2 separate regions of the Homo sapiens genome follow, and region 2 is linked to region 1. The links are chromatin loops, found by intact Hi-C in ENCODE. Cell type or tissue: Calu3. All regions are shown on one strand. Each heading gives the region's core, and the rest is flanking DNA. Links, peaks and the distances in the headings are about the cores only. Region 1 overlaps PPM1H (protein phosphatase, Mg2+/Mn2+ dependent 1H). Region 2 overlaps PPM1H (protein phosphatase, Mg2+/Mn2+ dependent 1H).

Region 1 (5,381 bases), core at 100-5,099:
CCTTCCCCTTCAGTAATAGTAACAATTTATTCCTTTCTGACAAAATGGTAAGCGTCTTCTTCTCTGAGTGTTTACATATTTGCCTCCGTTTTGAATATTCTTCCCAGGAGACCCCCCCACTGAACCTCCAGCCTTACAGAGGGGACAGTCAGTTGCAGATATTTTGCATCAGAAAACCCTTTCCAGGTTTGAGTGCCTTCTCCAAATCATGTAGGATCTTTAGGGCTTAAAAGAGAACCTTACTGGAATTATAAGGAACCAGAGGACTGTGCAGCCCAACCTCCATTACCTGCAGCAACCCCACTCCAGGATGTTAGCGCAATGCATTTCCTAGGAACAGTTCATTTCGTGACCCCACAAGAGTAAAAGAACTGCCAGCTTCCCTACAATTCAGGGCAAACTGTGATAGAAAAGAAAGAAAGAAAGAGGGGCCATCTCCTCCTTGGCATCAGGGCCAACTTCAGACTCCTTGTGGAGCCCAAGATTGTCAAAAAAAGAACCAAGAAGTTCATCCAGCACCAGTCTGACCAATATGTCAAAATTAAGCGTAACTGGCAGAAACCCAGAGGTACTGACAACAGGGCTCATAGAAGGTTCAAAGGCTAGATCTTGATGCCCAACATTGGTTATGGGAGCAACAGAAAAACAGCACATGCTGCCCAGTGGCTTCCGGAAGTTCCTGATCCACAGCGTCAAGGAGCCGGAAGTGCTGCTGCCATGCAACAAATCTTACTGTGCTGAGATCATTCACAATGTTTCCTCCAAGAACTGCAAAGCCGTTGTGGAAAGAGCTGCCCAGCTGGCCATCAGAGTCACCAACCCCAATGCCAGGCTGTGCAGCGAAGAAAATGGGTAGACAGCTCATGTGCACATTGTGTTCTAAAAAACCGTAAAAACTGCAAAAAAAAAAAAAAAAAAAAAAGAGAAAAACTTACTGCACTCATATTCTGGCTCATCCATAAAGCCGCCTTTTAATTTTCTGGTTCCTTTGTTGAGACAGTTCAAAAGAGCAAAAGGACTTAAGATACACCAGGGTCAGAAAGATCATACAGCTCATTTTTACTCCCATCTCTGCCTGAGAGGATGGTGTGAGGGTCAGAACACATCTTTATGCTAATCACCTCTTCCCTCACAGCACATTCTGGAGGGGGAGATGCTATTTTAAATTCCTTGCTGGGAAGGATGTCAACAGAGGAAGACAATGCTGGCAATTTGTTTAGAATGGCTGTCACTAGGAGGTAAAAGAAAAACAAAAAGAAAAGGAACCTACAGGCAACATAAACAAAAGCCCAACAATCAAACGACAAAAGCCCCTAGTCTTGCCTGTCTCAGGCCTCATTCCCTGCCTCTTTTTGTCCTGCTTCCTTTCTAGACAAAACTGGGAGATCCTGGTAAGACTCAAAGTAAAACAGGCCCACTCAAAACCTCAGATGCAGAAGCACCTTACCCTTCTCACCGGCTTTGTTCCATTCCCCTTCCCTCAGGCTTCCCACCCTGGGGAGAACTTTTCCCTTCTCATTTTGTGTCCAACAATAGGCTGACCTCCTTTGGTCAGTTCCCTCAGGCTTGAACCCAGCAACTCTCCACTGAAAATTAAACAGGCAAACGTGTAGTCCCAGGCTACATATGGAGAAATAGGAACTCTCTGGCCAAGGAAGGGCTAATAGAGCCTCTGGAATTATAGTGGGCCTTTCCTCATCACAGAAATTATGACTTGGCAACTTCTACTCATATTTCCATTTGGCATGACAAGATTAGAACAGCTCCCAGCTGGGAGGGCACTGGCTCTTGGGACTGAGCTCTCTTTGTCCATGAGCCTCCCAAGGAGACATCCTAAACTGGTGTGTGAGTGTGGTGCCCTCCTACCAAATTACACACAGGTATGTACAAAGATGGCAAACACATGAAAGAGAACACTGTTTCACATATTCCTAAATTATGAGTTTGACAACAGAAATAGAAAAAACAACCCTAAAATTTGTATGAAACTACAAAAGACCCAGAACAGCCATAGCAAACCTGAACAGAAAGAACAAAGCTGGAGACATCACACTTCCTGACTTTAAAATATACTACAAAGCTATATTAACCCAAATAGCATGGTACTGGCATAAAAACAGACACATAGACCAATGGGACAGAATAGAGAACCTGGAAGTAAATCCATGCATTTACAGCCAACTCATGTTCAACAAAGGTGCCAAGAACATACATTGGGGAAAGGACAGTCTCTTCAATAAATGGTGCTGGGAAAATTGGATATCCACATGCAGAAAAAGGAAACCAGAGCCCTGTCTCTCACCATATACAAAAATCAAATAATAAAAACAAATTAAAGACTTAAATATAAGACCTGAAACTACGAAACTACTAGAAGAAAACACTGGAGAAATGCTTTAGGACATTGGTCTGAGCAAAGGTTTCTTGGCTAAGACCTAAATTGTCAGTCTGAAACAAATTAAGTTTCTCTGATGTCCCAATATTGTGTAATTACTTAAAGGAACACACAGGGGTAGGAAAACAATCCTCATCTTGTTTCTCACCATCAGATTTTGCAGAATGCTTCCTGGTTGTGAATCATAATGAACAAATTACATAAATTCCATATCGTTACCACAGACTTCCTTTAACACAAATAATTTTCACGTTCATGATCTCATGAGATCATGGGCCCCTGCTGACCCCTCACACCTCATCTGTTGACATTCTGCTCCCCACCTCCAAGACCAGTCAGCCACACTGACTGTTGGGTCCCAGAATGTGCCATGTTTTTTCTCCCCAACTCCCCTGACCCTTGCCTCGCTCCTGTTTATTCTTCAGGTTTAAGTGTAGACATCCTTTGCTTTAGGTTAATGCTGCTGTAATCCCTCCAGACTGTAAACTCAAAGAGGGCAGAGCTGAGGTGTGTGTTCTTCACGAGTATCTAGCAGGCCTTGGCTCACAAAATAATAGGTCCTTAGTGGTATTTCCCAAATGAACAAATCAGAATGGGAGTTATTTGTTAAGAAGAAAACCTTGACTCTTCAGTTCCTTTTCTTTTTTATTTTTTGAGACAGGGTCTCGCTCTGTTGCCCAGGCTGGAGTGCAGTGGCACCATCTCGGCTCACTGCAACCTCGACTTGCCAGCTTCAAGAGATTCTCGTGCCTCAGCCTCCCGAATAGCTGGGATTACAGGTGCCACCATGCCCAGCTAATTTTTGTATTTTTAGTATAGACGGGGTTTCGCCATATTGGCCAGGCTGGTCTTGAACTCTTGGCCTCAAGGGATCCGCCTGCCTTGGCTTCCCAAAATGCTGGGATTACAGGTGTGGGCCACTGCACCTAGGCCAGTTCTGTCTGTTAAAACACTTTTTTTTTCCTTATTTTTAGAGAGGAAGTCTTGCTGTGTTGTCCAGGCTGGTCTTGAACTCAAGCTTAAGCCATCTTCCTGCTTCAGCCTATGGAGTCGCTCAGATTATAGGCACATGCCACTGCACCTGTCTTTACAACCATAATTGTCTAATCTGCAGACTGATAGTCTATTTCTTGCTGATAAACTGTGTTCCCCTTGCAATTTTCCCTTTCATTCATTCATCCATCTGATATAGGATTCTTTCTATTGCTTTGGTTTGCCATCTTCCCCGAAAGGCATACAGAAAACATTTTTTCTTTCCCATCCTGTTTGTTCCAAAGAGATCCTTGTGAACCCTGCCTCCGTAGGCAGCAGTTCTCGTGGACCCCAGGAGCCTGCTCTGACCTGGCATGTGCACGCTGCCCACAGGTTACCACTCCTTGGCATACAGATTTATCACTCTGGAGGAAGGCTGGTAAGCAAGACCAAGCCAGCTTAGACACAGAAAAAAAGTGCTGAGTGCCTTTTAATGCATAACTGGCAGGTGGCTTTGCAAAGCTTTATAAAAATAATCATAGTAGAGAAAAATCAACATGAGAATGTTGCTAACAAGTGGGATACATAACATGAAACTTGAAAGGCGAAAAACACATTCAAATTCAAATAAAAGAATATTTAATTATAGTGCCATCAATTCCTCCACACCTGAGCTGAATTATATCAGACAATTCGAGGAGGAGACAGATGGTCTACCTTCACGTTTCCTGAATTTCTGTTGTGAAATATGTGAGACATAACAACACACACATCTATTAGTGCTTATTATCTATTAGGCACTTCACCTAATAATATATATGCATGAGGTTAATACTGTTGGAATCTCCATTTTACATATGAACAATCAGAGAAGAGTTAAGAAATTTTCCCAAGATCCTAAATCTAGAAGGGGAAGAGCCAAAATTCAACTCGGGAAGTAATTATAGATTACAGGCTCTTAACCACGAGACTACCCTGCCTCTCATATACCATTTATAGTTTAAAAATAACACAAACAACAATGTACCTGCCATCTACTTGAAGGAACAGAATATTATCAGTAAATATCTTAGAAACCCAACAGGCCTCAAGCATATATTCCCCTTGGTATCTGCCTCTTCTCCTCTCAAAGTAACCATTATCTTGAATTTTGGGCCAATTTTCTTGGTTTTTGTTATAGTTTTAATGTCTATATCCCTAAACAATATATTGGTAGTTTTCACTTCATGTACATAGAATTCTAATGTATGTATTCCTCTATGGCTTATTAAACTCAACATTATGTTTTTGAGATTCTTCCCTGTTAATGAGCACAGCTTTGGCTCATTTTGGGGGTGGGGGAGGTGCTATAAAGTATCCCAATATTTGTTTACCCGTCCCACCACTGGACACGCAAGTTACTTCCAGTTTCTGTAATAAAAACAATTCTGTGAATATCTTCTTGCATGAACGACGATGCAAGAGTTCTTCTAGGAGAGTCGGTTCTTGAATTTTAGCAGCATCAGAATCACCTGCATGGTTTGTTAAAACACAAATGGTTGGTCCTACCATTGGAGTTTTTATTTCAGGTGGGGCCTGAAAATCTGCAATTCTCTTTTAAAAAAAAAAATTTATAAAATATATATGTAAAGGTAGAGACAGGGTCTCACTATGTTGCCCAGGCTGGTCTTGAACTCCCAGGTTCAGGTGATCCTCCTGCTTCAGCCTCCCAAAGGGTTAGGATTATAGGCATGACCCACCATGCCAGCCAAAATTTGCATTTCTAACAAGTTCCCAGGTGCTGCTGATGCCATGTAGCTCAAAGGACCGTGCTTTTCAGAACCACCACTCCAGGGTACAGACCTAAGAGTAGAACTGCTGGGCTCCATAAAAACACCATTGGTATTATGGTTATAATTGTACTGATTCTATGGATCAATTTAGGTAGGCAGCTTCACTTTGGCTCCTTAGAGCCTTTAAGTTGTAAGAATTCTTGCCGGGCGCAGTGGCTCATGCCTGTAATCCCAGCACTTTG
Region 2 (5,381 bases), core at 220-5,219, 91 kb after region 1:
CTGTGATTATAGGTGCCAACTCCACAGTGGGCTGTTAATTGTCTTTAACTCTGGGCCCTGGCATCCTTGCTGATAACAAAAAGGGTCAGAATCAGGTGATTTTACAGGCAACTTTCAAGGTTAGAGTGAAATGCTTCTGAAAACAGTCTGATACACACTGGGGTAGGAAAATACTGACAAGGACTCCAGTTACTACTTTTCTTCTCAGGAGGTAATAACCACTACAATTTAGATTCTAAGTAATATAAACCAAACACAGAAGCACCAGGATGGGAGAAGCCACCCTTACTACTTCTCTTAAAACATCACAGACAAGGAACCTACTATTGAGCAAGGCCCCCAATGTAATTTCACTGTTGTCATCAGTCCCCTTGGAACGCAGAGCTACAAACAAAAAGGCATCTCTGACACTGTTAAGAGTATTCATGGGATGCCCTGATTCCATTACACACTCTTTCAGCTGAAAGTGATTCGAAACGCAACATTAAACTGCACATTTCCAGAATGGAGGAGAAAATCTGGTACAAGGTGACAAAGAGAAACCATTCGGAAAACCCTTTTTGACAGTGTATATCAATTTCAAGGCACAGGGAGGAAACATCCATTTTGTTCAAAAGCATCAGACTTTGTGGATTCTGTTTGGATGCAGCAGAAGTGTTCTTCTCTTTCAAAAGTATTAGAAACGCATTGTTGGGAAAGAAAGCAGGGCAGCTGAGGGACAAGCCAGGGTTACCTTACCATCGTCAGAGGATGGCTACTCTGTAGATGCTAATTAATGGTATCAAAAAATAGCTGAAAGGAAAAAAGTAAGCTTAACAGCCTGGAATCAGTTTGGGTGTATTTCTTGTCATTCAATTTTCAGAATGGAAACTACTAAATAAGTCTGCAAATACGATGATTCATTTAACAAGACCCCAACTATGCAATTAAGCTCCTAAGCAAAAATATTCACAAATGATGGTCAAGGGAAAAATATTTCAGATCTTTAAGTAGCAGCAAAAATAAGTGACCACTCATAGAGCCATAGCTGAGTCCCATGTTCCTTGCTTTCTTCACAACCAGCCCAGTCTGTACTCATACCACCCAGAATAATTTCTCAGTGTCATATTCAGCCACTTTCTGTAGAAACATCTTAGTCTACCATTTTGCTATACCAGCAACACTCATGAAACCCAGTGCGCCAGCGCAAAATTTTCCAGATCAGCTAAATGCCTCAGTCATTAATGAAAGGTTTTCAAGGTGCATATCATTTCTCAAAAAAAAAAAAAAAAGAGGTCTATGTGTTTGTTTTCTGTTTTTGAATTATAGTCTGCATACCATAAAATATACCCTCTTAAAGTGATACAATTCAGTGTTTTTTGGTACATTCTCAGGGTTGTGCAACCATCACCATTATCCAATTCCAGGACATTTTCAAAATCTGAAAAAGGACTCCCTATACCCTGTACTTTTTAGTAGCCACTCCCCATCTCTCCTTCGTTCTAAGCCCTTGCAAATACTAATCTACTTTGTCTCTATGGATTAATCTATTCTGGACATTTAATATGAATGGCATCATACAATACATGGTCTTTATGACTGGTTTCATTTGCTAAACAGATGTTTTCAAGGTTCATCCATGTTACAGCATGCATCAATACTTCATTCCTTCTTGTGGCTAAATAATATTCCATCACATGAACACATTTTGTTTATCCATTCATTAGTTGGCAGACATTTGTGTTTCCATTTTTTTTGAAACAGTGAATAATGCTGCTATGAACATTTGTGTACAAGTTTTTGTGTAAATATATGTTTTCAGTTCTCTTGGGCATATACCCAGGAGTGAAATTATTGAGCCATATGGTAACCTTAACTTTCTGAAGAACTACCAGTTAGCTTTCCAAAGTGACTGTACAATTTTATATTCCCAATTGGTAGGTTTTAGAACTTTCTCTTAAAGGACTCTAGAGTTCAAACTAGATTCAGATCTGAAAATCTCAGTGATTTCTTATTCAGCACCCTTTTAAAGGCACCTTGCTGAAAAAGTTTTGCCTGCATGTTTAGATTTCAATGTGTACATCACACAATGCTTTATTTTTCATCTGCATCAGAGGATATGTATTCTGCTTCTCTCTAGTGCAGGGTCAATATCTAAAATTCACAATACCGTACGGTTCCCCAGCACAAATGTATACAACCATTTGTTAAGTGCCAAATCAAGCATTTTCTTCCTCATGGCAAGTAGCCAGACTGGGTGAAGCCACCAAAGGCATTTATTTTTCTCTCTACTGCAGTCTATTTATGAGTAGGACGAACTTTTCTCTTCTTTTTAAAGATGACTGTTGACTACAATGGCTCACTATTTGTGTGCCAAGACAGGTAGGACTTGCAGAGCCCAGGAAGCAATTTCTTCACTAATACCCTGCATTGGTCACACCCTTGTTTGATTTGTGTCTGATTCGGACCTCTTTACTTAAAAAACAGCAATGTGACGGAACAACTGAGCAGGGTCCCAAGAAGAGGAGTAAACACAATTCAAGGGGTGGAAAATAGAAGCTTTGAAGAGGCTAAAGGAAAAGTGGTATTTTAGCCTGAGGGAAAGAATGAGGAACAATCTCATCACACTCGCTTTCACGCATTTAAAATGGGTTTATTCAGAGAACAGTGGGTGACCAGTTCTTCATGCTCAGAGTGAAACAGACAGGAGGAAATCACATCAAATCAGTAAAATTCTATGGTTGGAAAAGGGAAAATAATTTCTTGATCTTCACATTATACATCTGACGAAAGCTCATGGATCTCCATCCCTGGAATTCTTTAAAAAGATGTAAAGGAGCTTTGTCTATATTTGCCTGCCAAGAATCTTGAGGCGTCCTTCACTGTAATTTCTTTATGGTGCTATAAATCAGGAACTACGTCTGCTACATGAGGGCAAAACCAGACCCATAAACAATGAGATCTAGACTGTATAATGTACTGAGAATGTCTTGCAGTGTGCACTGTGGAAGTAAACAGGACCTCTTCTTTGCTACATGCTCCTGTTCAAAATAAGTTATATTACTTCATGTGGCAGGGCAGGGAGGCTCATCTGTGGTTCATGGTTAGGTTATATGGGCTAGATGCTGCACACCAGCCCTACCTGTAAGGCCTCTCTGGCTCTGCCTGGTAACAGTTACCCGGTGTCAGTTCCTTACAAGCAAAGGCCTGGGAAGCCCATCTCTCATTCGTTGAACATAACCCATTAAGTTGGGTTTGGGAGCTGGCTGTGGTGAAATGAAAAGTAATCAAAGTTTGCAGTCCAAAGTCAATTTCAAGCTATGAATTAAGTATACTGGGAAAGTGAGTTAGCCACTCTGAGAATCAATTTTCCCCACTTGATAAATACCACTTTCTTCAGACTAAATGAGTATATGTATGAAGGGACTTTATAGATTATTAGTGATGCTGAATGAATAAATTAAACTCACATATAAGAGTCAGTAGAATAGTAATTTACTTGGAACTTCGTTATTTTTGTGTAATGATAAATGTCTACAAATGGGATCTTAAGGAACTGTATGAAAGAAAAAAAAATTTTGTGACCTCACTTAGGCTTTAAGAATAAAGTGGTTATCTCACATTTTATCATTAAATAAAAATTTAACATTTTGAAGATTTCTCATTGTCATTTCCATTCATGTGTTCAGATCCCCCCAACATTCCACAGAAAAGAAGGAAGATTGACAGGGGGATTGGGGGCATTCTTGCTTCTCTTGCTCAATAGCTTTGAAACCTCACTCTGTTCATTAATATTAGAGTCTCCTTAACATTTTTCCAAGCATATCCATAATTTTTAATTTTATTGTGACAAAGAGATACATATAAAGGAGTCCCATGCCAAATCCCCTTTTCCTGCAAAAATTCTACTCAACCCATAATTTATCCAAGGCTCTTACAACTGTCCAAGTAAAAAATGAGTCTGAACTATGTCTGTGGAAACAGAAAATTCTTAGAGATAACATACATAATTTAAAAAAATTATGTGGGAATTAAAGGAGAAGAAAATGCCTGCAAATCTGCTGAGGTTCCCAGCTTGGACAACGAAGGACGATGATGCTATTAACACAGGAGAGACGAGCAGAAGAGTTGGTCTGGAGAAGACACTGCATTTTGGGCATTTGAATTTGGGGCATATGTGTGATGTCAGGTGGAGGGGCTGGTGAAGACACAGTTGGAAATGTGGGAGTGGTGCTCAGGAATGAGGTCAGGGCTAAAAAAGATTTGTGAATAGTCATGTCTATATGCTAGTTAAATTATAAAATTGAAACAAGTGTTCTAGGGAATGCATACAGAAAAAGGGGAGAAAAACAAAGCCGAGAACTGAACTAACATATTAAGTGAAAACACAGAAAAATAGGTCTGTTCTCTCATCTACCTTCTAACCTCAGCTGCCTGGCAAACTCCTCTTCACTGAATAAATCAGTTAATTTAGGTTGGCCTCTACAACATTTCCTATGGAACCCACTTCTGAATGAAAACAGGGGACGACCAAATGAAGATTCCTCATGCTCGAAAGAGTTCAGGAAACACTCTTCTTTGTCACAGGACTTTTCTGAATCTTTAATATACTCACGTGGATTGTTGTTCTCCAAAACCAGGTTCCTTTGTAACAATGCCCAAATCTAACTAAGGGATGAACATCTAACATCTTTCCACCTTTCTACCATGTGTGGGTCAGATTCAGGGACGGAAGCATTTGACTGAGCTATAGCTTAGGGATACAGTGGGCTTCACTCTTGCATCCTCACCCCCTACTCTTGAAGCCTTGTTGGATGTAAAATCGGAACTGTTCTGTTCCCTCTTGGAAAAAGGCCATGACAGACCATCTCTCTCTGCTTCCATTTTCTTTTTTGAGATGCACAGGCAGAGATAAAGAGGCTGAGACTGGTGGGGGCTTGCCTGGGAGAATGCCAGGTTCTCTCCCCCTCTCTCTGGCTTTCTCCATTCTGGTTATTCCCTTAAATAGTTTTCCAGATAAGGGGGATCAGGGCGGGCTCCCACTAACCTCATTTCCACTAGTTCTGCCTTGGAGCTTGGGCTTTCTTGTTCTGATTCTTACTTGATTTTTGTTTTTGCTGCTTCTCTGGAATAACCTTCCCTCATCACCAGGATTAGAAGTATTATTTTCCCTCTCACATTGAGAAGGTGGAGAAAAACCACAGGAAAAACTAAGTCTCCAAAACAGATAAAAATATTACAGAAGAGAATCTTGCTGCAATAAAAGGGATCAAATCCTCTGACTTCAATGGATTATATTTTAGGGCCCCAAAAGTCCTCAAAAATGAGGCTGTCACAGTACTGTTAGGGATCTGGAAGGAAGGGCATTGAAGAAGAGATGTGGCTGTGGCCAAAGATTAGAG

The links. Hi-C counts contacts between places; a loop is a spot of excess contacts. Peaks named below come from ENCODE experiments on the same cell type or tissue, not always from the same donor. Only the 100,000 strongest peaks of a DNase experiment are listed, where the experiment ranks them.
Region 2: it touches region 1 in a loop (2.7-fold over the local background); 1 of 110 quality-filtered maps calls a loop at or near these places.

Annotation. Positions count from the first base shown.
Region 1 is chr12:62,658,370-62,663,750 of GRCh38, forward strand. All of the region lies in intron 9 of PPM1H (protein phosphatase, Mg2+/Mn2+ dependent 1H), which reads right to left. It also overlaps the pseudogene RPL32P26. Among named protein-coding and RNA genes, the nearest start is that of MIRLET7I, 57 kb to the left of the region's middle. RefSeq lists enhancers at 553-1,078, 580-874, 1,079-1,605. In Calu3, for the core only: no CTCF peak of the experiment used is centred there; a DNase peak (open chromatin) is centred at 2,692.
Region 2 is chr12:62,748,813-62,754,193 of GRCh38, forward strand. The region is part of intron 4 of PPM1H (protein phosphatase, Mg2+/Mn2+ dependent 1H); the gene reads right to left. Among named protein-coding and RNA genes, the nearest start is that of MIRLET7I, 150 kb to the left of the region's middle. In Calu3, for the core only: no CTCF peak of the experiment used is centred there; a DNase peak (open chromatin) is centred at 2,239.